2 separate regions of the Homo sapiens genome follow, and region 2 is linked to region 1. A link is an interaction called in ENCODE POLR2A ChIA-PET data of the cell type or tissue named here. Cell type or tissue: IMR-90. All regions are shown on one strand. Links, peaks and the distances in the headings refer to the core of each region. The heading gives the core; the rest is flanking DNA. Region 1 overlaps SPECC1L (sperm antigen with calponin homology and coiled-coil domains 1 like). Region 2 overlaps SPECC1L (sperm antigen with calponin homology and coiled-coil domains 1 like).

Region 1 (6,943 bases), core at 2,277-4,776:
TCCCAAAGTTCTGGGATTACAGGCGTGAGCTACCGCGCCTGGCGCGCTGTTCTTTTTTGAAAAGAAAATCTTGATTTTGTGTTTTGAAGTCCTTAAAAGCGATTGTTTATTTAAGCTAAAATAATCAAGTTACTCATTTATTCAGTAAATCAGATTCGACAGGCAACATTCTCAGAGGCATGTATATGTGTGTAGGGCTTTGGTGATTTTTTGGTGATGTTTGTAACCTAGAATATAGTTTCGAAGGCTTAGATTTAAGACTTCCATCTGATAAAGTGGGGGTAAGCTGCAGTGAAATCTGCATGGTAGTCTATTCTTGACACTTGCTGTTAGTAGTAACCTTTTACTGAAAGTCAAAGTTTGCTTATGTCTTACAGTACTGTTCTGAAAGTTTACTTTTTAAAAATGAGAATGAAATATTGGGAAGAAACATCATAGTTATTTTACATATTCTGTTTTTTTAGTACCTGATTGGTTATGTTATATTGACATTCTCGCATGTAATTACACTTTATTGCTTGAACTTGCAATACATTGCTCCTGAGATAAAGACATAGGTGAAGCTTATCCTAAGTTGGTAACAGCAAAATTATTGTATTAATAATTGAGTCATATGGTGTGTTTCGGCATTTTAACAAGGAAGTATGGACCATGACATTTTGAATTTGAAAGGAAGTACTTTTTACTGCTTTCCTCTTTTTCTGTCTTATATCTTTGTCCTACCACTAAGAAGTGAGTAAAGTTCTAGACTCAGTTATAGGATATCTTAATAACAGGCCGTGAACTGTGTCACTGATTAACTGACCTATCTAGTAAGAGTTAGGATTTACTTCTGACATTCATGTACTTTTTGCAGTAATTCAGGCTATTCACATCATAGCTTTGCTTTTGTCTGTTTTTCAAGTAAGAGGCTGAGGCAGAAGAATCATTTGAACCCTGCAGGCAGAGGTTACAGTGAGCTGAGATCGCGCCACTGCACTCCAGCCTGGGCTACAAAGCGAGACCCTGTCTCCAAAAAAATGAAAATTAAAAATAAGTAAATGTGAATTTCAGATAAATAGTGATGACTTTTTTGGTCTAAGTATACCCTAAATGTTGTCTGGATAAAAGACACTTAGGTGAGTGCTGTGGCCAGAAAGGTAAGAGGGATGGGGGGCCAACCAACTAGAGACAAGGGAAGGTATCACTAAGGACACGGCAGTGGAGCTGAGTCCTGAAGTGATGCACGAGCAGTTATTTCTCAGGGAGGAAAGTGGTAAGGGGTTTTCAGGGGTAGGAACAGTAGGAGCCAAAGTGTGGGTATGTGAGAGTGTGTGACTATGTGTGCACGTAAAATGGAAATGAGATGGAGGGATGGGTTGGAGCCTGGATTTGAAGAAGCAGGTATCGGCGCTGGGGTATTTGGCCTGGGACAGTGAGGCATTATTTTACAGGAGAGTGGCCTGGTGGGATGTGTGCTTTAGAGTGTGGACACACAGCTGTGGCACAGAAGGATTGCTGGCAGGGGAGGGCGACAGGAGGCTGCCAGAGTTGTCCAGCTGGACTTCTTCCCTGACACAGACAGGCTGGCATAGGATTGGTGTGGTAGTGGGGATGGGAAGGAGGGAATGCCGCGAGGTCAGGAACTTCTTCCAGTCGCCAAGAGGCGTCTTGACCGTTTAAAAATGTCTCTGAAGATTTAGCACACCAAGGCCCCCTATAGTCCCAGGGTATAGGCCACCCTTGAGATTAGAAAGAAACCCCTGGGAGCTGTGGTGGGGTGGATGTGGCTGTTGGAGGTGCCCCTATTCAGACTCCTGCTCTACCATTTGCTTCGGGATCACCTTTTACAGTGGATCTGATATTATAATACCCACTTCTTATGATGTAAAGGAACTGAATGAGTGTGGAATCCCTAGGACCCCGCTGGAATATAATGGGCCCTCGGGGTTTAGTTTCTTTCCTTCTTGCCGGTGAGGTTTGAGAGGGACTGGAGAACAGTGGATTTCGACCATCCATTTGGGGTTGTCAGTCTGTGCCAGGCCAGCTGGAAACTACAAAAAGGAGGTACAGGTAAGCAATAAGGCCCTGTGGTTCATCTCAGATTTCATTCCGGGAGATCAGAGAGAGCCCTTCCTGGAACTGTATCCTTTCCTGGGGAATATGGGTGGAAATCCAAGGGCCCTGTGCATAGATTTTCCCTTCTCTTTCAGCTCTGCCAGCTGCCAGAACTGTGGCTTTCTCAGCAGATTGTCTGTACACATGAGACCTTTTTTACGGAACGATTTACAGAAAGACAAACCCTTCCTTCCAAGTTTAACCAGTCCCCTTATACCAAGGTTTCCCAGCCTTGACTGTATTGATATTTTAGGCTGTATAATTCTTTGTCGTGGGGGGCTGTCCAGTGTGTTGTAGGGAGTTTACTAGGATTCCTGGCCTCTTACACACTCACTGTCTGTAGCACCTTGCCTCCCACCCAGTTGTGACAACGAAAAATGTGTACAGGAAGTGCCAAATATCCCCTAGGGTACAAAATTGTCCCCTACCCCTCATTAAGTACCACTGCTTTATACTCACTAGACACAGGGAAAAAGAACTTCTTAGCATTTTTTATTAATTTCTTTTTAACCTAACCAGTGAAATGCTTGTTGAAAAAAAGACTTAGTTTTTACTACACTGAATTTGAATTCTATTTTAACTTATTTAGTTTAGAAAGACTTCTCAAATCCAAAATTTTAAGCTTTTTTTTTTTTTTTTTTTTTTTTTTTTTGGACATATCCTTGCTCTGTTGCCCAGGCTGGAGTGCAATGGCGTGATCTTGGCTCACTGCAACTTCTGCCTCCTGGGTTCAAGCGATTCTCCTGCCTCAGCTTCCTCAGTAGCTGGAATTACAGGTGTCTGCCACCACACTTGGCTAATTTTTGTACTTTTAGTAGAGACGGGTTTTCACCATGTTGGTCAGGCTGGTCTTGAACTCCTGACCTTGTGATCCGCCTGCCTTGGCCTCCCAAAGTGCTGGGATTACAGGCGTGAGCCATTGCTCCCAGCCAATTATAAGCTTTTTAGAAAGGATTTTTTACATTGTTATATTTGAACCATTAATGAAGTGCAAAATGAAATGTTTCATTTAGTATTTCACATCAGAGGTTGTTATAAATGTACAAATAGATTGATGTTTTGAATTAAAACTATGGCTGACAGTTAATTTTATCGATACCAAATTGTGCAAGTTTAAACTGCCTGCCAAGAGTCTGAGCATAAAGCTGTGGTTTGAAAGGATCCTGAATAAACGTTTTCTTTTTGTAAATATTCAGAAACTTTGGCTAAGGAGGTAGTGGCCAGAGGAGACGCAAAATTTTTTGCATTCTGGCAGTTTGAACTTTGGGAACGAATGTGTTTTGGACTAAATCTGGAAAAATCACTTATGTACTGTTGCCAGACATTCTTTTAGGCTGTCCTTTTCCAGGCTTGTCACTTGTCTGGAATGTTAAGTGTTGTCAGTAGTTTAACGTCCTTTCCAGCAGCTTGCATTAAAGTGAGAGAAGATCTCCAGAAATGGATCTGAAGAGGTCTTGGCATAAGATTAGGACTTTTATTTCATTATTTTTTAAAAAGTAGAAAGAAGGAGAAGACTTACATGGTTCTAAGTTTAAAAAAATCCAGGAAGCTTCTAATCGTTTCTAATTATTTTCTTGGGTTAAGCCTCATAGAATAATAGAAATCATAAGTTAGTGTGAGTGAGCTTTTCGTTGGCCAAAACAAGTGGGAATACAGTTGTGCTGTTTAGTGGCCATTTGAGTTGGTATTACTGATAACTACCTCCTTTTTTTTTTTTTTTAGCATCCTATGTGTAGTTGTGGTTGGTCTAGCATCCTATATGTAGTTGTGCTTGCTTTCCTCTCTAACCAAAGTTTGTTTTTCCTTTCTGTCCACGTGGGGTTATTATGAGAATCAGTGCCCTAGTATTTGTGCAGTGTGGGCTTTCCACATTGTCTGGCTGGTGCTTTCCAGGCAGCTTACTTTCATAGTTAAACGACAATGGCAACATCAACAAAGTGTCTCTGCCTCCTCATTACCCCCGGCTCTCTCCCCTTCACACATTTTTGAGATGTTCTTTATCCTTTTCTTTCCTACTCAGCTTTTTATTCCACTCCACTGCAGCATGACTTGGCCTCCATCCCTCCACTGGGGATTCATTGGCCCTGCTCACCATCACCTCCTTATCTTGATTAAAGTGGCCACTCAGGCGTGACTGAGCAGTCTTTCTCCTGTGGATTCACCTTGAGACTTTCTTAACTGGTTGGACAGGCAGAAAGGAGGGAATTGTGAGAAGAACTGGGTTAAAGCAGAAAGGAGCTGCATTTTCCTTCCGTGGCCATGAGGCTGTTTAAGGGGGAGTGCCTACCTGGAGTGGGGAGAGGACATAGAGTACAGTTTCTTTCGTCCTGGAGTTGGAGGTAGAAACAGGGGAGGTAGATCTGGATGCCATCTTTCCTCATAAGTCATAACCGATATCGTTGATTCCTGGAAATGGGAAACTACCCTGTTAAATGTACTACATGTTACAATTTTAGGCATAGTATAAAATCTGTCTTTAAAAATTAAGAAAGTACTGTCTTATAAAAACAAGCATTTAAAAGTTGTGCCTCAGTCAGTAAGCATTGAAGTTTTTTGAGCAGTACTGGACTTCTGTCTGGATTCAGACTGAGCAGAGAATCACATATCTGAAGGCATCTTACCCCTGCTTCTCTCTCCCTCCTGTCTGTTTCATGCACCTTGAATATATGCCAACTTGCACATGTGCAGTTTTTTGACATGACAAGGCTCAGACTTTCCCTCTTAGTAGTCCTTGACTTTTTCAGTGGAGTCTCACTCCAAGTCTTTAAAATGTGTACATAAAATGCACCTTTCTGAATGTGTGTCATAATTCACCATAAGAAAGGTTATGTATATGTTGAAGAATATAGGATCAATCCATTACATTATGATTTATTTGATTTAAACACTTCTTACTGGGTTTCTTTTGAAAGTTTTGATTGGCTTTTGGTAAGACACATGTTTTATCAAATCGATTGTTGATTTTGCTTCATTTAGCAGCATTCACTTTCTGACTCTGAAGTGGCCCTTTCCCTGAGTTATAGTTTCCCTTGACTGTGTGATTCTTTCTTCTCAGTGTTTTAAGTCTGTTCTTAATTTACAATTTTAATATGATCTCTACATTTTGAAAATGAAGTTTGTGAAATAAGAGAGATAAATATATTTAGATTGCTTAGGTTAAAAACCCTTTTTGGATTTTCAGTGGGTATTGATAGGCATAAAAAGTCATAATTAATAAGCAGTTCCTCTTAAATTGTTTGATTCCGTGTTCTGAAAGTACAGATTATGAAATGAAATTTTCGAACTTCTGAAAGCTACTAATCCACTCTCCTTTATAAACAAGGCTCACAGAGTGTGGGTGACTTGCACAAGGTCACATAGATGGTGCCAGACCTGGGACTGCAATCCAGGTCTCTTGATTTTTGTTCCAGTGTACTCCATACTATGTATTTTCATAATATGTAATTTTCAGTGGGAAAAACCCATAAGCTAATGTTGTTTGTTGACATCTGTGGGCCATGGTATATAATCTAATATAAGTAGTAGGTAAAAACAATCTTTAGTCATTCCTTATAAAGGGTTTCTTTTACAAAGTGTCTTTTGAATTGCTGCTTTTATTTTAATAAGGCAGTAGTCATACATGGGGCATGCAATATATTCTTCTGTAAATTATGATAGCTCATGTTATCTGGTCTTTACTGTGGGCTGCCAGCCTGCTAACCACTTTAGGCTCATTATTTCATTGAATCCTCTCAACATCCTTATAAGGAAGGTACATAGTATTACCAGCCCCCTTTTAAAATGAAGAAACAGATTTCAGAGAGGTTAACTTACCCAGGGATATAGAAGGATACAGATTTGATCATACGTGGTTGGGCAGTCTCCTGGATAGTAGTGTTTTCTTTTTGTTGTTGTTGTTGTTTTTGAATAAGCACAGAGAATTATTAATTAAATAGGAAATTTAAATGGTTTTAAATAGCAGTACATTTTGGAAACATTTGAGGGGAAAAGATTCTAATGGAGGTGAATAGGAGGAACTGAAAGAAGAAAGTAGTGACAGCAATCAAGATCCTGGTGTAACTACAGAATGGAGAGATTGGGGACTGTCCCTGTAGTTGCCAAGAGGGGTTCCCGTCCCACCCTGTGCCAGGGCTGAAGGTGCTTCTCAGCCAGGGAACGGCCTTGGAGCTCTCTTGTGGTATCCAGGACAATTTGTGTTGTCCTCTAATCAGGGTGGATCCTTCTGGATGCAGTATGACAATAAGATAAATTTACAATGTCCTTTTGGTATATTTCTGAAACTTGATTGGTGTGTTTTTCATGGGTGGATGGTTGGTGAGGGTGGGGTTTCTGAACCACTGAAATAAGTTGCTGTCCCTAACCTTGGACTGTTACACCATTTTTCCTTTGACCTTTGATCTGTGATGAAGTAACTTCTGGAAGTGGGATATCAGGAGTTATGTTCTTGTTGGTTTACACATGTTATTTTTTACAAGAACTCTATAAACTAGATTTTATCAGTTCTTTTTTATAGGAGAAGAAACAGATTTGCAGATACATAAAGTGATTAAGTGATTTGTCCAGAGTCACACAACTTGGATGGCAGAACTGGAGCTTGAACTCAGGTCTCTTGACCTTTAAGTTCAGTTCTCTACTCACTGTATGGGAGACCCGGAAGGAGATTCTTTTGGTGTGTCACATAGCCTTACCATTGCTTTGTCCTATGTAACGTCATCAATTATGTGAATTATCTGACATTACAAGAGTCAGAAGGTGTCGTAGAGATGCCTTAGAGTCCAACTTCCTTTTTATTGTAGATGAGAATACTGGGTGGCCAAGTGACTTAGATTGAAGACAGCACTTGTTA
Region 2 (6,943 bases), core at 2,158-4,657, 100 kb after region 1:
CATGAACTCATCATTTTTTATGGCTGCATAGTATTCCATGGTGTATATGTGCCACATTTTCTTAATCCAGTCTATCATTGTTGGACATTTGGCTTGGTTCCAAGTCTTTGCTATTGTGAATAGTGCCGCAATAAACATACGTGTGCATGTGTCTTTATAGCAGCATGATTTATAATCCTTTGGGTATATATCCAGTAATGGGATGGCTGGGTCAAATGGTATTTCTAGTTCTAGATCCCTGAGGAATCGCCAAACTGACTTCCACAATGGTTGAACTAGTTTAATCACATCTGCAAACTCTCTTGCCATGTAAATAAACATGTTCATAAGTTCCAGAGATTAAGACATCAACAGCTTATGGGCCTACCACAGATATCTTATAAAAGTTAACTTCTGAGAGTTGAGTTTCTAAGATTTAGTTGTGTTATTTTTTTTACAACTCCCGTACCATACAACTCACCAAGTTGGACAGTTCAGTGGTTTTTAGTATATGCACAGAGTTGTATAATCATCATCACAATGAATTTTAGAATATTCTTACCACCTCACAGCCCTAGGCAGCCACCATGGGTTTGCCTGTCCCAGACATTTCATGTAACTGGAATCATTTGTGGTCTTTTGTCACTGGCATCTTTCATGTACCATATTTTTGAGGTTCTTCCACGTGGCATGTGTTAGTACTTCACTCCTTTCTATAACTGATTTTTTTTTTTTTTTTTTTTTTGGAGACAGAGTTTCACTCTTGTCACCCAGGCTGGAGAGCCAATGGTGCGATCTTGGCTTACTGCAACCTCTGCCTCCTGGGTTCAAGCGATTCTCCTGCTTCAGCCTCCCAAGTAGCTGGGATTACAGGTGCATGCCACCATGGCCGGCTAATGTTTGTATTTTTAGTAGGGACAGGGTTTCACCATGTTGGCCAGGCTGGTCTCAAACTTGACCTCAGGTGATCCACCCACCTCAACCCCCCAAAGTGCTGATTACAGATGTGAGCCACTGTGTCTGGCCAATAATACTTCTTAGTTTGTTGTTTGCCTTTGGTTGATTTGCCCTAAAATGGTAATTTGTGACACTTTTGTCCAGGTTTATATTTGTGTTTGTGGGGGCTTTCGGGTTTTTTTTTTTTTTAGGGAAAGGATCTATCTACCTCTTTGCTCTACTGCAGCCAGAAGTTTCCTAGCATGCGTCATTTTGGGATTCTTTTTTATTTTCCCTACCCTCTTTCCTAAGCAAGGAAAAGAAGTACTTACCTTTATTCTCCCAGAATTGTGTGTCCCCATAGATTGAAGAATCAATAGAGTGAGAACTAGTGAACAGATAAAAATAGCTCAGTCCTTCACAGCTTCCTTTGTAATAATAGAAATAGGAGACAAATAGGAGAAAAAGGAAGTGCTCTTTATAAATTGTATGAAGTATTAAGTATGGTACTTGCTACCTGCACAACCCAGGCATGAGATTAGCACTTGGTGTTAGTCACACCCCCTTAGGCCACTACTCATTGCCACCATTTCAAAGCCTGTGGGTTGAGTAGATTCTTATATAAAGGTGACTTTCCTAACCTAAAGAGATTGGGCCCAAAAGCACAAGTTTCTTCTGATTCTTCCTAGACACTACATACTGGAAAAGACAAGGGAATAGAGACGCTTCCTTTTCACATGTCATCCCTCTTTCCCTTATGTGTCCAGCCTTGAAGGGGAATGTTATTTCTACTCATCCCCTACCCCAACCCTTAAAAAAAAAAAAAAAAGAGGACTTTAGTTTCCTCTCTGGAAAACATTCCAGAATGCCGCTCTTCCCCTGATCCTTCCTTTTCTCACCCTTCCACCTTCCTAGCGTCCTCTCTCCATGATCAGAGTTAGGACTGGGCTAGGGGTGTGTGGCATGAGAAAGGTTAGAGAAAGCTGGGAGTTCTTCCAGTAGACAGAATGCTGTTAAAATAATGCATTAGGAATTCCTCATAGTCCAAGCAGAGCTTAGTTGGTTTAATTTCCTCTTCTATAACTGGAATCTTAGGTCACAGGAATTACTTCCCAGAGTTAAAAAATAAAAAAAGGTGCTGGCAGTAGATAAGAGTTTTGATCTGAATCAAATCTAGGTTGAAAGTCTAAATCTTTTCATTTTACATTGTCACTTGCATGGAAACTAAGTATACAGAAAGATCTTATTGTTTGTAAATATCAGTGTGTTCCAGGGGTTAAAAATACTTGAACAAAGGGGAACAAGAATGGCCAGCCTTGCGTCCCACCCATTCTTTATGTGGACTGTGTCTACTCATAAGTTCTCCACAGTGAAGCAATAAAAACTCCTGGAGTCTAATCATTTTCTGTCCTGATGACAAGGTATCTTCATCCCGAAGGCTCAGCGGTTGGCCAAGAGCTTCACATTTCTTGGAGCCACCGGGGAATAGAAACAGCTTGTATCTCAGGGCTCTTCTTGGGCCTGTGTTCCTTTTTTTTTTTTTTCTTTTCTTTTTTTTTTTTTTTTTTTTTTTTTTGAGTCAGAGTCTCACTCTGTCGCCCAGACTGAAGTGGAGCGATCTCGGCTCACTGCAACCTCTGCCTCCTGGGTTCAAGCGATTCTCCTGCCTCAGCCTCCTGAGTAGCTGGGATTACAGGCGCATGCCAGCAAACCCAGCTAATTTTTTGTATTTTTAGTAGAGACGGGGTTTCACCCTGTTAGCAAGGATGGTCTCAATCTCCTGATCTTGGGATCCGCCCGCCTTGGCCTCCCAAAGTGCTGGGATTACGGGTGTGAGCCACTGCGCCCGGCCGGGCCTGTGTTCTTTACTGCACACAGCAGAGGTTAATTGATGGCTTTTCTGTCCCAGTGAAGTGAAAGAACTCTTTCCTGTTTTCAGGGCATTCCTTTTAATGTCAAACATAGCAGCTGGGAAACAAAGTTTTCCCAGAATCACAGTGTACTTACTGCATTCTGTTTAAACATGATCTTGATAGCTACTATTAACATCTATTTCCAGAAATTTCAGGGCTGTAATTTTAAAAATCAGTTGCTTAGTGCCATTACCATAAATGAGTTTGATCAGTGTGTTTTGTGTGTGGTAGATGAGACTACTCAGTCAAGGCTTTTCTCCCCTGGATGACACAAATTAGATCCTCCCAAACAGGGGAAGGAGTGGAGGCCTTGTATACAGCACCAGTCCTTAAATGCTCATTTCACTCCCCTCACTGTGAGCATTTTTCAGAGCTGCATTCAGGACCGGTACATTTGGATTTGGAAAGAGAATTAGGAATGGTGCCCTGGCGGAGGCATGGTCTGTTGGCAGCAACAGCAGTAGCTTGGATGTACCTGTTGTTACTTCACCAACTAGATGGGCTACTGGCGGTGGGCAGACCTAAGCAGTTTGAATGGAACTCTACAGGGTTGTCTTCCCTTTAGCTCAAGGTTTTGTTCCTTTTTCTTGCATTCTTTTTCCATTTAACTTCCACTAATGACATGGAGAAAACCTGCCGAATGTAATAAAATGGTTTGTTTGCCAATGCTCTTGTTTAGCTTTAAGATAATTGTCTCAGGATGCATTTCCTTAGATAAAATGTGAAATACTTCATGTGAATCAGCACCCACATTCCATTCTCAGAAGTTAGAGGAAGTCAGACTTGAGACAGCCCCTAGAAATCACAAACCCAGGGCTTCCATTTCACATCTGCAAATCAGAAAGGTGCCATGCTTGCCTAAGACCATACAATTGGCTCTCCAAGCTCCCAGCCCCAGGCTCTTTCCACTGAGCTGTCCAGCCTCCACGGCAGTGTCCCAGACTCTTCAGTAAGTTTCCAGTAAGTAGGTATTTTTATTACGAGTAATGCTGAGAAACAGAAATCAGATAAGTAACATTTTCAAGAGCTGCCTAATTATTTTGCTAAAAGCAGAATCATTAAATTCTCTGGGTCAAATAATCTTTATGTATCATCTCAAATAACAGGCACAGTTCTTGACTTCCTTGCATCATGAGAAATCATTGTTTTCTTGTGCTTCATCCACTTTGGATGGGATGACAACATAAGGATGTGGCCTCCACAGACAAGTTGGAGTTCAACAGGTTGATTTCATTAGATACATGATTGCTCTGGATTTTCACAAATGAGTTTAGCCTGAGGTCATTCTGGCAATTTATGGTGACCTCTCCATTTGAGAAGCAGGTTATTTGTAAAGATGCCCTGTTGCTGCCTCATGATAAATGATTATGGGAAGGGTAATTAGCCATTAGACAACATAGGGCGGGAGAGAGAGAAACTAGTTTCCTTTCTGAATGCACTCTTTAGATTCAGTAGAAAAGAGGCTGGTTATCTATAAACACCACCCAAAACTTAATGGCTTAACATAATGACGTCTATTTATATCCTGAGTTTACAGTTTGGGTGGGGCTTAGTGGGGATATCTCATCTCATCTCATCTCCGCTCTACTCAGCTCAGTGCCACTGGAGAGGTGGAACTAGCTGATGGCTCCCTCCCTTACAGGTCTGGTGGCTGTTGGCGGAGACTTTCACTAGACCTGTGGCCAGAGCACTTCTATGTAGCCTCTCCAATATTTGGTCTGCGCTTCCTCAAAATGTGGTGGCCACATTCCAAGGACAGTTGTCGAGAGGGAGAGACAGGCATAAGCCACCCCACCTTTGATGACACAGTCTTGGAAGCCATGCAGCATCTCTTCTACCATACTGTTTGTCAAGGCAGTTACAAGGGGAAGGGAAATAGGCGCCACCTTTTGATGGGGCATAGGAGGCTTCTGAAGAAGATGTGGGGCCAGAAATACTGCTGTGGTCATTTTTGGAAAATTTAATCTGCCACAGAGACTGTTATCTCTTACTTAAGTAATTAGAGAAGCTAATAATGTGACAGTGACCTGACAGAACCTTATGATGCTTTTTTAATGTTGCCTCACAAATGAGAGGGAATCTGGGTAGATGAGGCAATATGAGGGTGAGATTAAGTGGTGGTGTAGGGAAGAATGCTACATGATGTAAGCCAGGTGTGTTTGCAGCTGCAGGACTTTCTAGTGATTCACCTAAGATTTAGCTTATACCCTGGAACACACAAGATGACTTTCTGCCAGTTAGCGTCCACCCAGGATATCTTCCATCAGACATCAGCTTTTGACCAGGGTCCCTTGGACTGTGCCTGGACTGTATCCAGTTCTGCCATGGTTTATACCTGTACTACATTCAGTTAAAAAGCTCTAAAACAGAGAGAGCCTGTGTGGTACCTAAATGTGTTTGTGGCCTTGGGCTTCCTTTTTTTTAATAGTTGCATTGAGGTATAGTTGACATAATAAATTGCGTATAAAGTTTACAACTTGATAACTTTTGACATACATATACATATATGTCACATATATACACCTGTGAAAGCTATCACCACATGATAGACAAACCATCACCATGAACATTTCCTCGTGCCCCTTTGTACTGCCGTCATCCTGCTTCTCCCCCACATTTCCCATCCCCACACAGCCACTGATCTGCTGTTGCTGTATATTGTTTGTATTTGTTATAGTTTTATATAAATAGAATCATAGTGTGTACAATTTTAGGGGAGTTCTGGCTCCTTTCACTTAGCACATTGAGATTCATTCATGTCATTGTGTGTAACCGTAGCTCATTTCCTTTTTTTCCCTGAGTGTTAGTCCATTTTTTGGGTTTACCACAATTATTAAGCCATTCAGCTGCTGATGGACATTTGGGTTGTTTCCAGTTATTGCTTATTGTAAGCAAAACTCCTATGAACGTTCACGTGCAGGTGTTCATATGGTGTCTTAGTCAGTTTGGACTACTGTAACAAAGTACCATAGCCTGGGTGGCTTATAAACAACAGAAATTTATTTCTCACAGGCCTAGAGGCTGGAAGTCTGAGATCAGGATGCCAGCATGGTGGGATTCTTGTGAGGGCATCTTCCAGGTTGCAGACTGCCATCTTGTGTCTTCACATGGTAGACATAAAGAGAATGAGAGAGCTGTCTGGGGTCCCTTTTAAAAGCACACTAATCCCGTTCATGGGGACTCCACCCTCATGACCGCATTACTTCCCAAAGAACCCCACCTCCCTATATTATCACATTGGGGATTAGGATTTCAACATAAGAATTTGGGGAAACAGGAATATTCAGTCCATTGCATATGCATAAGGACATCTGAAAAGTGGACTAGCTGCTGGATCATGTGGTAGGTATAGGTTGAACATTTTCAGAAGCTGCCCAACTGTCTTCCAGACTGGCTCTACCCTGTCACTTTACCACCAGCAGTGAAGGAGAATTCTAGTCCTTCATATCCTTGCCAAGACCATGTGGTCAGCCTCTAGACATTCGGAACGTGTAGTGCTGTTTCCTGGTTTTAATTTTGCAGTTGCCTGATAACTAATGGTGTTAAGCATCTTTCCACATGCTTATTTGCCACCGTATATCTTCTTTGTATTTTTTGTTTTGAGGGATTTTTTGAGACAGGGTCTCACTCTGTCACCCAGGCTGGAGTGCAGTGGTGCAATCATAGCTCACTGCAGCCTTGAACTCCTGGGCTCAATCGACCCTCCCACCTCAGCCTCCAAAGTAGCTGAGACTACAGGCATGCACAACCACACCTGGCTAACTTTTGTGTTTTTGTAGATAGGGTTTCATCATGTTGCCCAGGCTGGTATCAAACTCCTGGGCTCAAGTGATCTGCCTGCCTCAGCCTCCCAAAGTACTAAGATTACAGGCATGAGCCACAGCGCCTGGCCAGAAATTCTTAATTTTAATAACATGCAATTTATACATTTTTTCTTTTATGAAGCATACATGTGTTTGTGTTGTAAATAAAAAATGTTTGCATAACCCAAGATCACAACGATTTTCTCCTGAAAGTATAATTTTTTATACATTTTGGTCTGTACTTCATTTTGAGTTCATTTCCCAATACGATGTGAGGTATGGATTGAGGTGAACTTTTTGGCCTGTGGACTT

Evidence for each region. Peaks named below come from ENCODE experiments on the same cell type or tissue, not always from the same donor. Only the 100,000 strongest peaks of a DNase experiment are listed, where the experiment ranks them.
Region 2: POLR2A ChIA-PET joins it to region 1 with 6 read pairs; 2 of 35 experiments call an interaction of 5 or more read pairs at or near these places.

Annotation. Positions count from the first base shown.
Region 1 is chr22:24,285,896-24,292,838 of GRCh38, forward strand. All of the region lies in intron 2 of SPECC1L (sperm antigen with calponin homology and coiled-coil domains 1 like), which reads left to right. The region is part of intron 2 of SPECC1L-ADORA2A (SPECC1L-ADORA2A readthrough (NMD candidate)); the gene reads left to right. Among named protein-coding and RNA genes, the nearest start is that of SPECC1L, 19 kb to the left of the region's middle. RefSeq lists a silencer at 6,226-6,520. In IMR-90, for the core only: no CTCF peak of the experiment used is centred there; a DNase peak (open chromatin) is centred at 3,396; H3K4me3 peaks cover 325 bases; H3K27ac peaks cover 1,058 bases.
Region 2 is chr22:24,388,408-24,395,350 of GRCh38, forward strand. The region is part of intron 14 of SPECC1L (sperm antigen with calponin homology and coiled-coil domains 1 like); the gene reads left to right. All of the region lies in intron 15 of SPECC1L-ADORA2A (SPECC1L-ADORA2A readthrough (NMD candidate)), which reads left to right. It overlaps LOC105372960 (a long non-coding RNA gene), which reads right to left. Exons shown (of 2, transcript XR_938082.3): 2 at 5,807-5,929. Among named protein-coding and RNA genes, the nearest start is that of ADORA2A, 36 kb to the right of the region's middle. In IMR-90, for the core only: no CTCF peak of the experiment used is centred there; a DNase peak (open chromatin) is centred at 3,614; H3K27ac peaks cover 303 bases.